2 separate regions of the Homo sapiens genome follow, and region 1 is linked to region 2. The links are chromatin loops, found by intact Hi-C in ENCODE. Cell type or tissue: dorsolateral prefrontal cortex. All regions are shown on one strand. Each heading gives the region's core, and the rest is flanking DNA. Links, peaks and the distances in the headings are about the cores only. Region 1 overlaps LOC107985744 (a long non-coding RNA gene). Region 2 overlaps LOC105378847 (a long non-coding RNA gene).

Evidence for each region. A loop is a pair of places that touch in the nucleus more often than their neighbours do. Peaks named below come from ENCODE experiments on the same cell type or tissue, not always from the same donor. Only the 100,000 strongest peaks of a DNase experiment are listed, where the experiment ranks them.
Region 1: a loop joins it to region 2, with 8 times the contacts of the local background. A loop is called at or near these places in 26 of 110 quality-filtered maps.

Annotation. Positions count from the first base shown.
Region 1 is chr1:89,777,218-89,785,622 of GRCh38, forward strand. The region is part of intron 1 of LOC107985744 (a long non-coding RNA gene); the gene reads left to right. Among named protein-coding and RNA genes, the nearest start is that of LRRC8D, 40 kb to the right of the region's middle. In dorsolateral prefrontal cortex, for the core only: a CTCF peak has its summit at 3,645 (motif pointing right); no DNase peak of the experiment used is centred there.
Region 2 is chr1:89,983,727-89,992,131 of GRCh38, forward strand. It overlaps LOC105378847 (a long non-coding RNA gene), which reads left to right. Exons shown (of 3, transcript XR_001738142.2): 3 at 1-3,092. It also overlaps the pseudogene RN7SKP272. Among named protein-coding and RNA genes, the nearest start is that of ZNF326, 7.2 kb to the right of the region's middle. In dorsolateral prefrontal cortex, for the core only: a CTCF peak has its summit at 3,675 (motif pointing left); a DNase peak (open chromatin) is centred at 3,671; H3K27ac peaks cover 1,950 bases.

The sequences.
Region 1 (8,405 bases), core at 107-8,106, 210 kb before region 2:
GTTCCAAGTCTTTGCTATTGTGAATAGTGCCACAATAAACGTACGTGTGCATGTGTCTTTATAGCAGCATGATTTATAGTCCTTTGGGTATATACCCAGTAATGGGATGGCTGGGTCAAATGGTATTTCTAGTTCTAGATCCCTGAGGAATCGCCACACTGACTTCCACAATGGTTGAACGAGTTTACAGTCCCACTAACAGTGTAAAAGTGTTCCTATTTACCCACATCCTCTCCAGCACTTGTTGTTTCCTGACTTTTTAATGATTGCCATTCTAACTGGTGTGATATGGTATCTCATTGTGGTTTTGATTTGCATTTCTCTGATGACCAGTGATGGTGAGCATTTTTTCATGTGTTTTTAGTTATATTTTTGAGTTTTAGGTGTTCTTCATATATTCCAGATATTAATACTTTATCAGATATGTGCTTTGCAAATATTTCCCCCCACCTAGTAGGTTGTATTTTTGCTTTTAAAGTATCCTTTGATACACACAAGAAAAGTTGTATCCTTTGATTCACAGAAGACTTTTTTTTTTTTTTTTTTTTTTGAGACGGAGTCTCGCCCCGTCACCAGGCTGGGGTGCAGTGGTGCAATCTCGGGTCACTGGAACCTCCACCTCCCGGGTTCAAGTGATGCTTCTGCCTCAGCCTCCCGAGTAGCTGGGATTACAGGCACACGCCACCACACCCAGCTAATTTTTGTATTTTTAGTAGAGACACGATTGTTGGCCAGGATGGTCTCAATCTCCTGACCTCGTGATCTGTCTGCCTTGGCCTCCCAAAATTCTGGGATTACAGGCATGAGCCACTGCGCCCAGCCTTGATTTAATTTCCTACTCTGTGTCTAACATCACATAAAGGATTGTCCAAACAGCAGAATTTGTGTATAGCTCTTTTATATGTGAAAATCTCAGACTAAATAGTTTTATTTACAATAGCCCAAAATTGTAAACAACCCAAATGTTCACCGGTAATAGAATAGATGAATAAACTGTGGAATATTGAAACAGTGGAACAAGGCAGTAATAAAAAAGAATGCAGCCCTACGTTAAGTACAAACATGGATGAATCTCATTGACATACTGATAAGAAAGGAGGCCAGACACAAAACTATACATATATTATGTTTCCTTTTAGTATTAAGTTAGAGAGCAGGCAACACAAATCTATGGTTATAGAAGTCAGGTCTGTGGTTACATGAAGTGGGATATTGAGAAGAGACATAAGAGAGACAAAGAAGCCTTCTGAGCTGTTGGAAATATATCTTGATCTAGGCAGTGGCTACATGGGTGTGTGTGTGTGTGTGTGTGTAAATTCATCAAGTTTACACAGGATTTGTACACTTTGCTGTTTATATATTATACCTCAATTTAAAATATTTTTAAATCTCTGGCTAATGGTGAGGTTCACAGAGTTCATGTTAGTATATCATCATAGTGATTTTTCTCATCAGAATATAGTCTGGCCTCTTTGGGAAGTTTTCAAATGATAACTGAGTTTAATCAATCAGCAGCAAACAAAGGCTCTTTAACAGTCACAGAGTCGGCCGGGCACGGTGGCTTACACCTGTAATCCCAGCACTTTGGGAGGCTGAGGCTGGTGGATCACCTGAGGTCAGGAGTTCAAGATCAGCCTGGCCAACGTGGTGAAACCCTGTCTCTACTAAAAATAAAAAATTAGCCAGGCATGGCGGCAGACACCTGTAATCCCAGCTACTCAGGAGGCTGAGGCTGGAGAATTGCTTGAACCCAGGAGGTGGAAGTTGCAGTGAGCCAAGATCGCGCCATTGCACTCCAGCCTGGGCCACAAGAGCAAAACTCCGTCTCAAAAAAAAAAAAAAAATGAAAAAGTCACGGAGTCTTGGAAATTTGCTTGTCGCAGAAAGAGTTTTCTTGAGGACTAGAGAGAAGGGTAGTAAATCATGTGCTTCTATATTGATGTTATATTCACAAAATAAATATAGATTGCCTGGAAAAAATCAGCAAGTAATGAAGTAGGATGCTTTGATTGCTGTAGTATTTGAAACTATACCCTGATGGTTGCTCAGAGATGAGAGTTGTTGCTAAGATATTTTAGATACCAGGAAAAGAGATTGAAAAAGATTATGAGCACGAAAGCAGATTTTTTAAAAAAATACAAGTTCAAGTGTGTGTTGTTTTGACGCAGACTCAGAAGTGAAATTGGGAAGGCACAAAGTGATAGCATTGGGCTTCAATCTGTTCACTGACTATTCCCTCAGTAAAGAATTGAAGTTGTGGAAATGATCCCTGTCACACAGGCTATCTGAAGCAAATTAGATTTTTAAAAATCATATAGGTGGAGACCGAGGTGGCTAGAAATATCAATCATCACTCTAGGTCAATGGAGTAGGGAGATGATTAGCCCCTGGGCTGCAAGAGTGAGTGGGAAGATCAGGCAATTCTGGACAAGATTATCACACCCTAGAAGATTAGACTAATATTCAAAATTAAATTTATAAAATGGCCCACCAAAAATAGGATGAAAAACAGTAAAGATGGGGGCGGGCGGTTGCATGTTTGGTTCAATTCATCTTGGGTCCTGAGACAAGATGGAAAATGAATCACTAAGTAAAAGTGCAGTAGAAAAAGCACTAAGACTTTCCAAATGGAAAAACATACTTGAGCAACGTGTGCTATTTCAAAAGTTTTCAAGATACTGTAATAAGTTAACAAAAGTATGACAAAGAAAAATGTATAGTATTCAAGAGCCAAAAGTTATACTCTATAAGCATATATATCATGTTTTCCTCACTGAGTAGAAGGATATTTTCTTCTTTAAGAAGCATTAATTTTTCTTTTTTTTTTTTGAGACAGAGTCTCACTCTGTCACCAGGCTAGAGTGCAATGGCGCAATCTCAGCTCACTGCAACCTCCGCCTCCTGGGTTCAAGCAATTCTCCTGTCTCAGCCTCCCGAGTAGCTGGAACTACAGGCATGCGCCACCACGCCCAGCTAATTTTTGTATTTTTAGTAGAGACAGTGTTTCACTATGTTGGCCAGGATGGTCATGATCTCTTGACCTCGTGATCCGCCCACCTCAGCCTCCCAAAGTTCTGGATTACAGGCGTGAGCCACCGCGCCCAGCCAAAGCATTAATTTTTAAAGGCATTAGAAATTCAACTTTCATTAAGCAAGCAGTATGCAATAGATGTGGAAGTCCTCAGGCACTATGCTATGATTTGAATACTATCTAAATTTCAGGAAAGAGCCCCCATCCCATATCTTTAAAGTGAATTATTTAAAAATTGGAAATTAACCTTTTTTAACAAAAGATTACAGGAATAACTGTATACATATTTTCACATATGTAATTTCCAGTGTCATTATAAAGGGATCTGAATAGGTGCTAACATCAACAATAGGGATCAAAAAAGAGCTGAGCTTCAGTGCCACGACGACATTCCAATGTGTTGTCTGTTTTTGAATTGAACAAGCAGTAAAGGTTATAAAGTGTCTATCTATTTCAAAAAGATCATGAGAAACAGGACTGACCCCGCCTGTCCCTGACAGCTTATGCATTATATGGTTTTTCATTCCAGCATTCAATGATTTCAAGTGTCTCACACACAGAGTTGATTATTCATAGTGCTCATACAACCAACAGATGGCAGAATTGGCCATGTTGTTATTCTATGATGACTACAAATCTAGATCTATATCAAGCAGGATAGTTTTTTTTTTTTTTTAGACAAGATCTCACTCTGTCACTTAGGCTGGAGTGCAGTGGCGCCATCATGCCTCACTGCAGATTTGACCTCCTGGGCTCAAGCAATCCTCCCACCTCAGCCTCCTGAACACATGCCACCACACCCAGCTAATTTTTTTAATTTTTTTGTAGAGATGAGGTCTCACTATGCTGCCCAGGCTTGTCTTTAACTCCTAGCCTAAGTAATCCTTTCATTTTGACTTCCCAGAATGCTGGAATTATAGGCATGAGCCACCTTGTCAGGCCAGATTTTTTTCTTAAAATTGTTGTGGCCGAGTGCAGTGGTACATGCCTATTGTTCTAGCTATTCAGGAGGCTAAGGTGGGAGAATCACATGAGTCCAGGTGTTTGAGGCCAGCCTGGGCAATATGGCAAGACCTCGACTCTAAAAATGTATAATAATAATAAAGATGGTTGCGTATCCCCCTAGGAATCAGAATGTCTTACACATACACATCCATATACTCTTGCTCTTTCCAATTTTAAAGTATGTTTCTGGGCTTTTTTCCCTAAAACATACCAAAAGAAAGGATCTCACCTTCAACTATTACTGCATGGTAACAGCACAGTCAGTTCAAGAAAAGACAGAGCTCATGAGCTGTTTTTTTTTTTTTTCTTTTCTCACAACACATCTGGCACCAAATGAGATTTTTCCTCCCACCAACCAATTCTCCAACTCTCCAGACAACAACTGGCTGTTGTACAATTCAATTCAATTCTGACACTAACTGCCAGAGTTGGTGTCAGATGCTAAAAGTGAAAGGGCTCAGTTCCACAAAACTGTCTCCACATCAGACTTCAGATGCCAATCACAAGTCCAGGACATCTGGGCTTCTGACCCACCAGCTACAGATCAGGGGTTCCCACAACCCCCTCCTAGAACAGCTCACAGAACTTAGTTAAACACTTTACATATTAGTACCAGTTTATTATAAACTCAGAAACAGCCAAACTCAGAAACAGCCAAATGGAAAAGACGCACAAGTCGAGGTGTGGGGGTGGTGCGTGGAGTTTCCTCTGGCACCCTCCCAGCACCTTGATGTGGTCACCAAGTATTTAGGGGGTTTTATGGAGGTTTCATCATGTCGGCATGATTGATTATTAACTGAAGCCCTAGCTTCTCTCCCTTGGAGGATGGGACTGAATTTTCCAAGTTTCTCATCAAGACTGGGTCTTCCTGGCAACCAACCTCAATCCCAAAGTTATAAAGGAGCCCAGCAAGAGTTGCCTCATTAGAACAAAGATGCTCTTATCACTCAGAGAATTACTAGAGCTTTAGGAGCTCTATGCCAGGAACCAGAAACAAATACATATTTCTCTGGGTTCTTTCTTTATACATATCTCATTTTAAAAAGGCAGCTCTTCCAATAAAGAAAAGTTCAGAATCAGCATAAACTATCATCAGCCTTTCTGTTGCAGTATAACTGCTGGACTTTCCTCATTTCCCAAAGTGACCCTAAAATCAATCAGACCTGACCTGGGGCCAGATCAGACTTCCCTGAGCTCGGATTCTCTGGGCCCAAATTGTGGTTCCAAACAGCTCCAGCCCACAGTCTCCTCTCTGCCCTTCATCACCTCCTAGGTACATGTGAGAGACTCAGATCTATGGTTTTACATCTGTTCTAAAGGGAATTCAACTCATCCCAGGGGTTGGTTCACACACATAAAAACAAGGAAACTAAGCTCCTAATTAACATGTGCATATTATTTGTCTTCCACTTCTTGCAGGATCACGGGATCAAATGCTATATATATATGAGTAGCTTCTGCAATGCCAGGAATCTCATGACCCCCTCTCCACTGGCAAAAATAATATTAATAGCTAGCCCTTATTGAGCATTCACTATGTGTCAGACACTGTTCTAAATACTTTAGAATAGTGCACTGCACTTATTCATTCAGCAAGTTTTTAGTGAGTGCCACTCTTTGCCAGGCACAGTCCTAAACACTGGGGCTAGAGCAGTAAGTGAATAAAAATACATGCCTTCACAGAGCGTATAGCCTAATGAGAGAAGAAAAATAATAAACAAAGTAAATAAACTATATAGTATATTGGAAAGTTATAAGCCTGTAACTGAACACAGTTTCAGTCACTGCTTGCAGAGTCCAATTAACAAGAGCGAGGTATGGTAGGGGAAAATTGACTTTATTTCCAAAGTTGGCTAAGGGGAAGTGGCTGGATTCCTATCCAAAGCAACCAGTTTGAATTTTGAGGTGGAAAGGCAAGCGTTTAAAAAGGGAAGACCTGATATGGAAGGGATGCAGGAATTGCACTGAGTTTTATTCCAGTGGCTATCTTGGGTCCCGGTCCACCTGGAGTGTGGGCTGGCGTTCATCTCAACAATGGCCAGGTTGTTGATTAGCCACCTTGAGGTAATCTCTGGAATTCTGCAGCTGGGTCTCCAGGCTTGATCTGTCTCTCTCAGGATTTGTCCCTGGAACTTCTAAGTAGGCACCTAGTTAGATACTAACATATAGTTAGATAAATGTGAAGGGCGTGTATACGGTGAGAAAGGGAGGGATGGGGAGTCTATTTTAAGGCTAAGGGAAAAGGCTTCTGCAGTTTGCTTCAAGGTTACATCTTGAAACCCAAGAGAAAGGAAAAAAAATTTTAAAATGCATTTTGAAGTTAAGCTGCCCCTTTACAGGCCCATACAGAAAACGATGCAGGTAACAGGGATAGGGTGTGCTGGTGTAGGATGAGGGACAATTGCCATTCAAATAGAGTGATCAGGAACCTCAGGGAAAAGATGGCATATGAGCAAAGAGTCAATGCAAAAGGCCTGGGGCCCGAGCTTTACTGGCATGGTCAAAAAGGATGCAGTGTAGCTGAAGTGGAGTGAACAAGGGACAGAGTCACAGGAGGTGAGGCTGAAGAAGTAAGGACAGGGTGGTTGGGCAGATTATGAAGTCTTTTATGTCATTGTAAGGAATCTGACCTCGACCAGGCGTGGTGGCTCACACCTGTAATTTCAGCACTTTGGGAGGCTGAGGCAGGTGGATCACTTGAGCTCACGAGTTTGAGATCAGCCTGGGCAACACGGCAAAACCCTGTCTCTACCAAAAATACAAAAAATTAGCCAGACATGGTGGCACGCACTTATAGTCCCAGCTACTCAGGAGGCAGAGGAAGGATGGATTGAGCCTGGGAAGTGGAGGCTGGAGTAAGCTGAAATTGCACCACTGCACTCCAGCCAGGGTGATAGAGCCAGACCTTGTCTTAAAAAAAAAAAAAAAAAGGAATTTGACATTTACTTTGAGTGGAAAGGAAAGCTATGGAGTGTCTTGATCTAATTTATGTTCTAACAGAGTCTTTGCAGCTCCCATGTTGAGCAGAGACTGCAGAGTTAAGGATATAAACAAGGAGACCATTTAGGGGGCTATTATAACAACCCAGGTAAGATATTGTCTTAGATCTGGATCCTTGGAAACTAACTCTGAGATGAGCAATTACATCCACAGGGTTATAGAGCGTGCTCTTGGGAGATACTTGTGTCAGGACTTGAGGAAAGCATAATAGGTCAGAGAGAGAAGCTGACCTGAAAGATGGTGGCATCTGACGCCTCAGCCAATCCTATGGGGAGCCCTGGAGCTGGGATGGCCCTTCAGAGTTGTCCAAAATTAGGTTAGTTTTCCATGGCTGCTATAACAAATTACCACAAGCTTGGTGGCTTAAAACAACAGAAGTGTATTATTTTACAATTCTAAATAACAGAATTGTAAGAGCCCGAAATGAGTCTCATGGGACTAGTAAGGTGTCAGCAGAGCTGCATTCTGCTAGAGACTTGAGAGGGAGGATCTGTTTCCCTGCCTTTTCCTGCTGTTAGAAGCTTAGAAGCTGCCTGCATTGCACCTTTTAGAGGCCAACTGAATCCCAGCAATTGCCATCACATCAACACATCTCTTCCTCTGACTCTGACTCCTGCCTCCCTCTTTCATTTACATGGAGGCTTGTGATTACATTGGGCCCACCCAAATGATCCAGGACAATCTCTACATCAGAACGTCAACTGGTTAGCAACCTTACTTCCCCTTGCCATGTAACCTAACACATTCACAGGTCTGGGGATTAAGCTATCATTCTGTCTACCACAGGCAAGGTGGCCAGGTGTTCGTATCCATACATTGGCCAGGCTTTGGTGGGGGGCTGCCCCTTGGGAGAGCAAGGCAGTTCTCAGCCAAGGCAATCCCCATGAGGGACACACCTGTATGCCTTTGACAGCCAACATTCCCAGCAGGTGGAGGACAGGGACCTCAGCTCTGAAGAGGATACCTGGGAGGAATGACCAATATGGTAATCACTGTAGCACAAAGCAATTGGATGTTGGATCTATTTTGAAATTAGATTCAGCAGGATTTGCTGATGAGAAAAAAGGTCTCAAGGATACTCCATGATTTAGGGACTGAACAATGGAAAACTAGATCTGCTGTTAATTAGACAAAAAACACTGAATCAGTACTGCCTCATTTAATCCTTAAGATTAAACTGAGGAGAGTACTTTTATTTACTTCATAATACAGTCGAGGAGATTGAGGCACAAAGATGTAAAGAAACCCGTCCAAGGCCACTCAGTGAACAAGTGACAAAGCCAGGATTTGAACGATTTGAACCCAGCCAGTGCCCCCCAAAACACTCCGTTTTATCATTTTAAAATGATAACGGAACCCTTTCTATAAA
Region 2 (8,405 bases), core at 73-8,072:
TTATCACATGAAGTCAAGAGCACATTCATACTATGTATAGATAGTACATACTATCAGTATGACTGTTGACCCTGACTTCAATCACCTGATTGAGCTAGAGTTTACCAGGTTTCTCCAATGTATGATCACTTGTCCTCTCCCCCTTTCCTTATTATACTTTTGTGTCCGGAATTGGTGGGTTCTTGGTCTCACTGACTTCAAGAATCAAGCTGCGGACCCTCACGGTGAGTGTTACAGCTCTTGAGGTGGTGCGTCTGGAGTTTGTTCCTTCTGATGTTAGGATGTGTTCGGAGTTTCTTCCTTCTGGTGGGTTCGTGGTCTCGCTGGCTCAGGAGTGAAGCTGCAGACCTTCGCGGTGAGTGTGACAGCTCATAAAGGCAGTGTGGACCCAAAGAGGGAGCAGCAGCTGGATTTATTGCAAAGAGTGAAAGAACAAAGAGTCCACAGTGTGGAAGGCAACCCCAGCGGGTTGCCACTGCTGGCTCGGGCAGCCTGCTTTTATTCTCTTATCTGGCCCCACCCACATCCTGCTGATTGGTCCATTTTACAGAGAGCGGAGTGGTCTGTTTTGACAGGGTGCTGATTGGTGCGTTTACAATCCCTGAGCTAGACACAAAGGTTCTCCACGTCCCCACTAGATTAGCTAGATACAGAGTGTGGACAAAAAGGTTCTCCAAGTCCCCACCAGAGTAGCTAGATACAGAGTGTGGATTGGTGCATTCACAAACCCTGAGCTAGACACAGGGTGCTGATTGGTGTGTTTACAAACCTTGAGCTAGATACAGAGTGCTGATTGGTGTATTTACAATCCCTTAGCTAGACATAAAGGTTCTCCAAGTCCCCACCAGAGTCAGGAGCCTAGCTGGCTTCACCCAGTGGATCCTGCAGTGGGGGGCTGCAGGTGGAGCTGCCTGCCCGTCCCGCAACGTGCGCCCGCACTCCTCAGCCCTTGGGTGGTTGATGGGACTGGGTGCCATAGAGCAGGGGGCTGCGCTCCTCGGGGAGGCTCGGTCCGCACAGGAGCCCACGGAGCTTGGGGAGGCTCAGGCATGGCGGGCTGCAGGTCCCAAGCCCTGCCTGGTGGGAAGGCAGCTAAGGCCCTGCGAGAAATTGAGCACAGCAGCTGCTGGCCCAGGTGCTAAGCCCCTCACTGCCCGGGCCGGTGGGTCCGGCTGGCGGCTCCGAGTGCGGGGTCCGCCTAGCCCACGCCCACCCGGAACTCGCGCTGGCCCGCAAGCACCACGCGCAGCCCTGGTTCCCGCCCGCGCCTCTCCCTCCACACCTCCCTGCAAGCTGAGGGAGCCGGCTCCGGCCTTGGCCAGCCCAGAAAGGGGCTCCCACAGTGCAGCAGCGGGCTGAAGGGCTCCTCAAGTGCCGCCAAAGTGGGAGCCCAGGCAGAGGAGGCGCAGAGAGCAAGCGATGGCTGTGAGGACTGCCAGCACGCTGTCACCTCTCACTTTTTGGAAGGAATTATGTAGATTTTTAACTTCTAAAGTCAACCTATAAAAAAAGTAGAAAATAGTTTTTTATGATGGCAGTACACAATACAAATATTAACCATTTTGTTAGTTGTAAAGTATAGCTGACAAAAATGTAAGAGAGAAGAAAAGTGCAGGAATGGGAAGGGGAGCCACTACATTTTATAGAACAGAAAGCCAGAGATATGCTATTAAAAATCAATAGAAATTTGAGTACTTATTTAAAAATATAAAAGTTTAGTTCCAAAAGAGGAAATAAAATATATGATTACTGTTTTAAACATTGGGAAGAGGAGGGTAATATGAGACGTGCTCATTTTTATACTGTGAAATTAACGCTATTGATTAAAGTTGGTAAACCAAGAAGAGCAATATAGAGTGCAATGGAAGTAAACACCAAGTGATCTCATACCAGATGAAACAAGGAAGTTTTTCTCTGCAGAAGAACTGGAGCTGAGCAAGAAGGGGAGGGAGGAAAGGCTATTGCTTTTCAATGGAAATTATTTTATACAATGTGATTTATTACCACATGCACAAATTATTTGCTTTAAACAAGAGATGATGTATAGGGTAGTACCAGGACTCCTACTGGACAACCTGGTATGACCCTTTTTTTGGGTAGCACCCAGCTTCAGTTATACAAGCAAACCAGCGAACTGCAAAACCTTCATCCATACAAACCACATTACAACGTGGTGTTTTGTTGGAACCTCACTTGTGAGATAGTCAAAGGAGCAACCCTCTTAGGTCTTTGATTTGTAGGAAAGGCATTAAAAAAAGAACTTCCTTTGTTTCCCTGGGATTAAAGATTAGGAAGATTTCAGTTGCAAAAAAAAAAAAAAAAAAAAAAGAAATTGGCTGAAAGAGGTGTCCAATTGTCTCTGGTTGCAAAGTATTGGCAATCAGTGGAAATCCTCTGTGTGTTTCCTGTGTTTAGCATTTATATAACATGTTTCAAGTTTAAAAGCCCTTTACTGTCATTAGCTAATTATCTCCCAAGGGCTGCAGGGTAGTTAGAGGAAATGTTGGAATCAAGCCAGTTTTTAGAGCTGTAAGTTGTATACACACATACAACTGTGGCAGCCCTGATTCAGGGTGTAGTTGTTACACCATTTCCCACACATAGATCAATCAGTTAGTGTGTGGTTATTCAATCTCTGAAGTTCTTTTTCTAGACTTGACATTTTCTTCTCAAGAGGTACAAGTTACTGAAACAGAAGAGCACTTATTCTAATAGCACCTCTCCTAAGTGTCTTGAAAATAAACATTGTTGATAGTTTTAGGTTCATCATCAAATCAGAATCCCTGAAGTGAGGCCTGAGTTTGGCGATGGAGATGTGCCCTGGGTGATTCCAATGAAGAGCCACTATCAAGAACCACGGACTTAAATGGCCAATAGAGGTTCCCCACACCCACCATCAATAACTATATCTCCAAAAAGAATGAAACACAATATGTGGCTACAGAGAACTTTTCATAAACGCTACCCATTAATAAATATTAAATCTTGTTTTGTGCCAAATATATATTTTACATTATCAAAGTGCTCAAGAAATTTGGAGGATACAGAAAAATAAAAATGCATGTATATCTAAAAAGTCATCACAAAGAGAATCACTGTTCATGTTTCTTCTTTCCATTTTATTTCAATGCTTTGTCTTTTCTTTTTCTTTTCTTTTCTTTCTTTTTTTTTTTTTTGAGACAGGGTCTCACTCTGTTATCCAGGCTGGAGTGCAGCTGCGCATTCACAGTTCACTACAACCTCGAGCTCACAGACTCAAGCGATCCTCCCGCCTTAGCTTCCCAAGTAGGATAGCTGGGCACACACCATCATGCCAGGTTTGCTTTGTCTTTTAAGAAAATTTATTGACATAGCAGTTATCAGATTTCATATTGGCTCCATACACCAATAGACCTAAGCAGTTTTGTATCTTGCTTTTCAAATTTGCCATTATAATAAGCATTTTTCACTGTTTCATGCTTTAAAAGTCATCTCTGAAAATGAAATGAGGCAAACAGGAACATTTCTATCCGTGATTACACCAAAATAGAAATACAGGTACTTGCAGAGCACAGGCCAACAATATTCTCTGCTTTGGTGTCCATTTAGAATCCTTCAGATCAGCAGGAACTAGAACTTGAACTCAATTTCTGTAGCCACATTCTGACTACATTTGGTGTGTGATGCCCTCTACTGGCTATTCTAGGATGGTGCCTTTTCCGTTTGTAAACTGTGTAAGGACTCTAAAGAAGGGGGTTTAGATTGTGTCCATGCATGTTTGAATGTTCTGTGTCTGTATTTTTATTTATAGGTGTTGCCTTCATGTAGAATTGAAGCTATATGAATACAGGAGCCGGCTGTGTGTCTGTTTCCTTTTTTTTCATTCAAGAAACATTTTAAAAAATCTAACACATGCCAGGTATGGTGCTAGGAGGCTGGAGACACAAAGATGAAATCTCCACCTTCAAGTGGCTCATTATCTTAACTACTGGGAGAGACACAGTCAGGCAGGGGAACCTACTCAACATGCCTTGAGTATTCCAGCAGAAGAACTTGATTCTCTGTAGACCATGGTCTTTCTCCATCTAGAGAAATCATCCTCTCCAGTAAAGTGTCCAGATTTTGGAAAAACACATGTGGCAGAGCCAGGAAGAAATGGGACACCATCTTAACAGGGCAGATCCAGCAAATCAGTTCTGGCAATCAGTGGGGTTGACATGTCACAGCCAGCTTGCTGTCAATATACTTGGTAAATTAAAATTTATGATGGAGTGTAACACAAAAGTAAGATAAAATGAATGGCAATAATTCAGAGTTGTAACTGAGTTCCTATAAGGGAATATACTTCATTTTCCAGAAAAGTGTACTTTATATAATATGTAACCAATGAAGGAAGGTATCAATTACATTTTGAAAGCACTTTGTATTTGGAACTTTACCTTGCTTTCTGGGAAAAGAAATTCATATAAAATGAACCAGTTTTTTTTTTTTAATCTGAGGAAGACCTGGAGCATAGGACAAAGCATTTGATCACTTACATAGTTACCTTATATGTATTAATAGTTCTGTTTGACCGCATTATGCACAATTATATAAAAATCCTCTATAGATTAGCAAAGTCTTTTTTTTCAAACCTGAGGACTCTGATGATGGTATTGGCTCTACAAGGTTGGCTCCATACACCAATAGACCTAAGCATGACTAAACAATATTTATCATAAATATGAAGCCAGCAATTGCTGGTTGTATGGTCTTGAGTGAGTTACTTAACTTCTCTTCAGTTTTCCTTGTTTGGGAAAGGGTATAACCTACCTTATTGTAAAGAAATGGGCTTGTAAAGTATCCATCAGAATTCCTCAGTAGAGCACAGTAGGTACATCAAAATGACAGAGATGCAAGCTTAAGCCCTGGAGCCAGGCTGACTGGGTTTGAATCTTGGTGCTACACTTCATTAGCTTTGTGACTTTGAACAAATCTTTACTTTTCTGGGTCAGTTTCCTCATTGATAAATTAAGGATGATTATAATACCTACAATCATAGCATTGTTGAGCAGATAAAATGAGTTAACACCTGTAAAGTGCTTCGGAACATTTATGAACATATAGGCCTTAATAAAGGTTAATTGTAATTTATATTGCTATTCCTTTCAGCTTTTAGAGACACTTGCATCTTTTTGTAGTTCTATATTAAAACCAGGGAGAGACATCTTCCCGTGTATAAAATAACATTTCATTCAATGCTGTCATACCAGCTGTTTTCAGCAGTTTTCCACTATTGTGGCCCTGTAACTAGCTCTTCTTTGATATGACCTCAGATCCTCAGTAGAAATTACTTTAAGTTTGGCTGCTTGGCTGTACCATAGTAATTGTAATTGTTAGCTCTTGACTTCCTTCTCTAAGCCTCTATGGATTCCCTAAAGAACATGGAGGAAGATGGCCGGGCGCGGTGGCTCAAGCCCGTAATCTCAGCACTTTAGGAGGCCGAGGCGGGAGGATCATGAGGTCAGGAGATCGAGACCATCCTGGCTAACACAGTGAAACCTCGTCCCTACGAATAATACAAAAAATTAGCTGGGCGTGGCGGCGGGCGCCTGTAGTCCCAGCTACTCGGGGAGGGGGCTGAGGCAGGAGACTGGCGTGAACCCGGGAGGCTGAGCTTGCAGTGAGCGGAGAGCGCGCCACGCACTCCAGCTTGGGCTGCAGAGAAAAACAAACAAACAAACAAAACAAAACAAGAACAAAAAAAGAACACGGAGGAAGAATTATTTGGCGGCAAATTAGGAAAGCATCGTGTAATCAAGACTCTCCTTTGCAATGCTATTGTCACCTTCTCTCCAAAGTAATTGTACAACAGTGATTTTCTGCAGAAGAAGCTCTGAGACCTCATTTCAGTCTAAGTTTTTTCATCATTTGGTTGATGCTCCTCCCCTTCAACATACATAGTGACAATGTGCTATGTACAGGCCATACAAAGGGTTGCAAAGAAGGGTCTCCACACTCAAAGAGTGTGAACAAGAAGCAAGGCAAGGATATAACTAATTCACTCACTAATTATAGCAAAAATCCAGCTGTGATAACCACTTATAAGGTTACAGAGAGTGAAGGGGATTCTGATTAAGAACTTCGGGAGAGGTTTACAAAGAAGCAACATTTATACTGAGCCTGAAGAATGGCAAAGGAAGAGAGGAAACATGATAGAGGCAGAGAGTTCAACATGAGCAAAGTCCGGGAAAGTGAAAATACACAGCTTGTTCGGGGAACAGCAGATGGGCCTGTGTTGTTAGAGCAGAAGGAATGTAGGCAGGTGGTTAGGAGATGAGGAACAAAGGTCCCTGGCTCCTCAGGGAGTCCACTCACTTAGTTCTTCTCAGGTTCCAGGGTGGGGCTTCTCTGACAACTCCCTCAGGATCAGGTCCTAGGTGTAACCTCACATTTCCTCCTTCTCCCAGAAGTCTTCTCTTGACTTCAGCCCTATATCCTTTTACATCTTCACATAAAAAGCCCTATTCTTTTTTATTTTACTTCGGACTTTGCCGGTCTGGCATTATTTACCTGCCATCTGTTGTAAAATATATGGAAGATGAAATGGCATGAGACTTTGTACAAAGCATTGGCCCTTTAAGATAAAAATCTGCGCCTAACAAAGTAAGAACAGGACAGGCAGCCTAGCTAGACTGTGGGGGGTAGGGGGTGGGAGAGAGATAACTGTGAAGTGAGAAAATGATGCTTGGTACATAGTTGGTGTTCAGTCAATATTCGTTTAATAAATGAATTAGGAGACAGCTGGATAGTCTCATGTATTGTGAGATATCTCTGCGGTATGGCCATCTGCCTCTGGAACAGCACCTCCTATTTGGGAAAGAGGAGGGAAACAGGAAGGAAAGGGAGAAAATATATGTGTATTGTGGCTTTCCATGCATTTGTGCCAAGGTCAGGTTTGTTTCTAAGTTAGGAATTCCTTGTCTGGCAGTCTTCTCTTTTAGGGAAGAGGGGCGTGTGTGTGTATGTGTGTGTGCACACACATACACACATGACACACAAATACAATGACCCAATATTTATTCCCTTCTAGTCATGCCAACACCTAAAGACCTCAGGCTACAAAATCATTTCTTTGCCAGAGGAAAACGGGGGGAAAATTATAAGAAAAAAAAGCTAAAAACATTCAGTGAGAACTCAGTTTTCTTGGTAAACATATATATTTGGCACTTAAGATGCAAAGAAGTCTTGATTCTAATCCCAAAGAGCTTTTAATGTGGGAAGACATAAAGCCAGGGTATTTAATGCATGGGAGATAGTGCAGTCACAGAACCCAAGGCCTTCCTACTCCACGTGTGGCTCCACCAGCGGCAGCATCTCCTGGAAGTTTGTTAGAAATACAGACTGTCCAGTTCCACCCAAGACTGACTGAATGTGATTTTTGTCTTAACAAGTCCCTAGGTGAATCATTTGCATGCTAAATATTTGAGAAGTACTGACCCAGGGGGTGGGGTTGGGATCTGGGACTGATTCTTACAGGAAATAAATCCTGAGCTGTGTTTTGAAGATGAGTACGGTTAACCAGGTGGTGTTCCAAGCAGAGGAAACAACATAAGCAAAAGTTCAGTGGTATGAAAAAGCACAGGGGTGTTTTGGGAACCTGTCGCCTAAAATTGGTAATCAAAAGAGAGAGTGTGGGAGAGAGGAGGCAAGGGAAATGCAGAGAGATGACGCAGTTCAGGCAGTGGCCAGATCCTGCTGCATGTGTTCTAGGGTAAGGAGATTTGACTACACCTAATCCTTGACAGAGACGCATGATGACATGTTGAGATTTGCATTTAGATCACTGCAACCCTGAGGAGGCTGAAAGACAGAGAGATTAATTAGGAAGCTGAGGCAATAGTTTTGGAGAGAGATAATGAGAGTCTAAACTTAGGTTGTGGCAGTGGGGATGAAGAGGAGGGGGCAGGTTTAAGATATTTTAGGCACTAATAAACAGATGAAAGACTTCAGAATGGATTGGAGGTGGGAGGATGAGGGAGGGCTGAGTTTTGACTAGATGACTCGTAAGCTGGGATTAGTGTGTGGCTGTTCATGATGCCACTAACAGAGATGAAAGGATACAGGAGGACGAACAGGTTTGAAATTATGAGTTCAGTTTTCAAAATGTTCAGCTTAGGTGAATATAAAACATGTATAGATGGTCTCTGACTTACTATGGTTTGACTTTATAGCTGTGTGAAAGTGACGTGCATTTAGTAGAAACTATAATCCAATTTTGAATTTTGATCTTTTTGCAGGCTAGTGACATGAAGTAGGATACTCTTTTCCAAGGCTGGGCAGCGTCTCCCAGTCAGCGATGTAATCACAAGGGTAAACAACTGATATTCTACAATGTACTGTGCTGCCAGATGACTTTGCCCAACTGTAGGCTAATGTAAATGTTC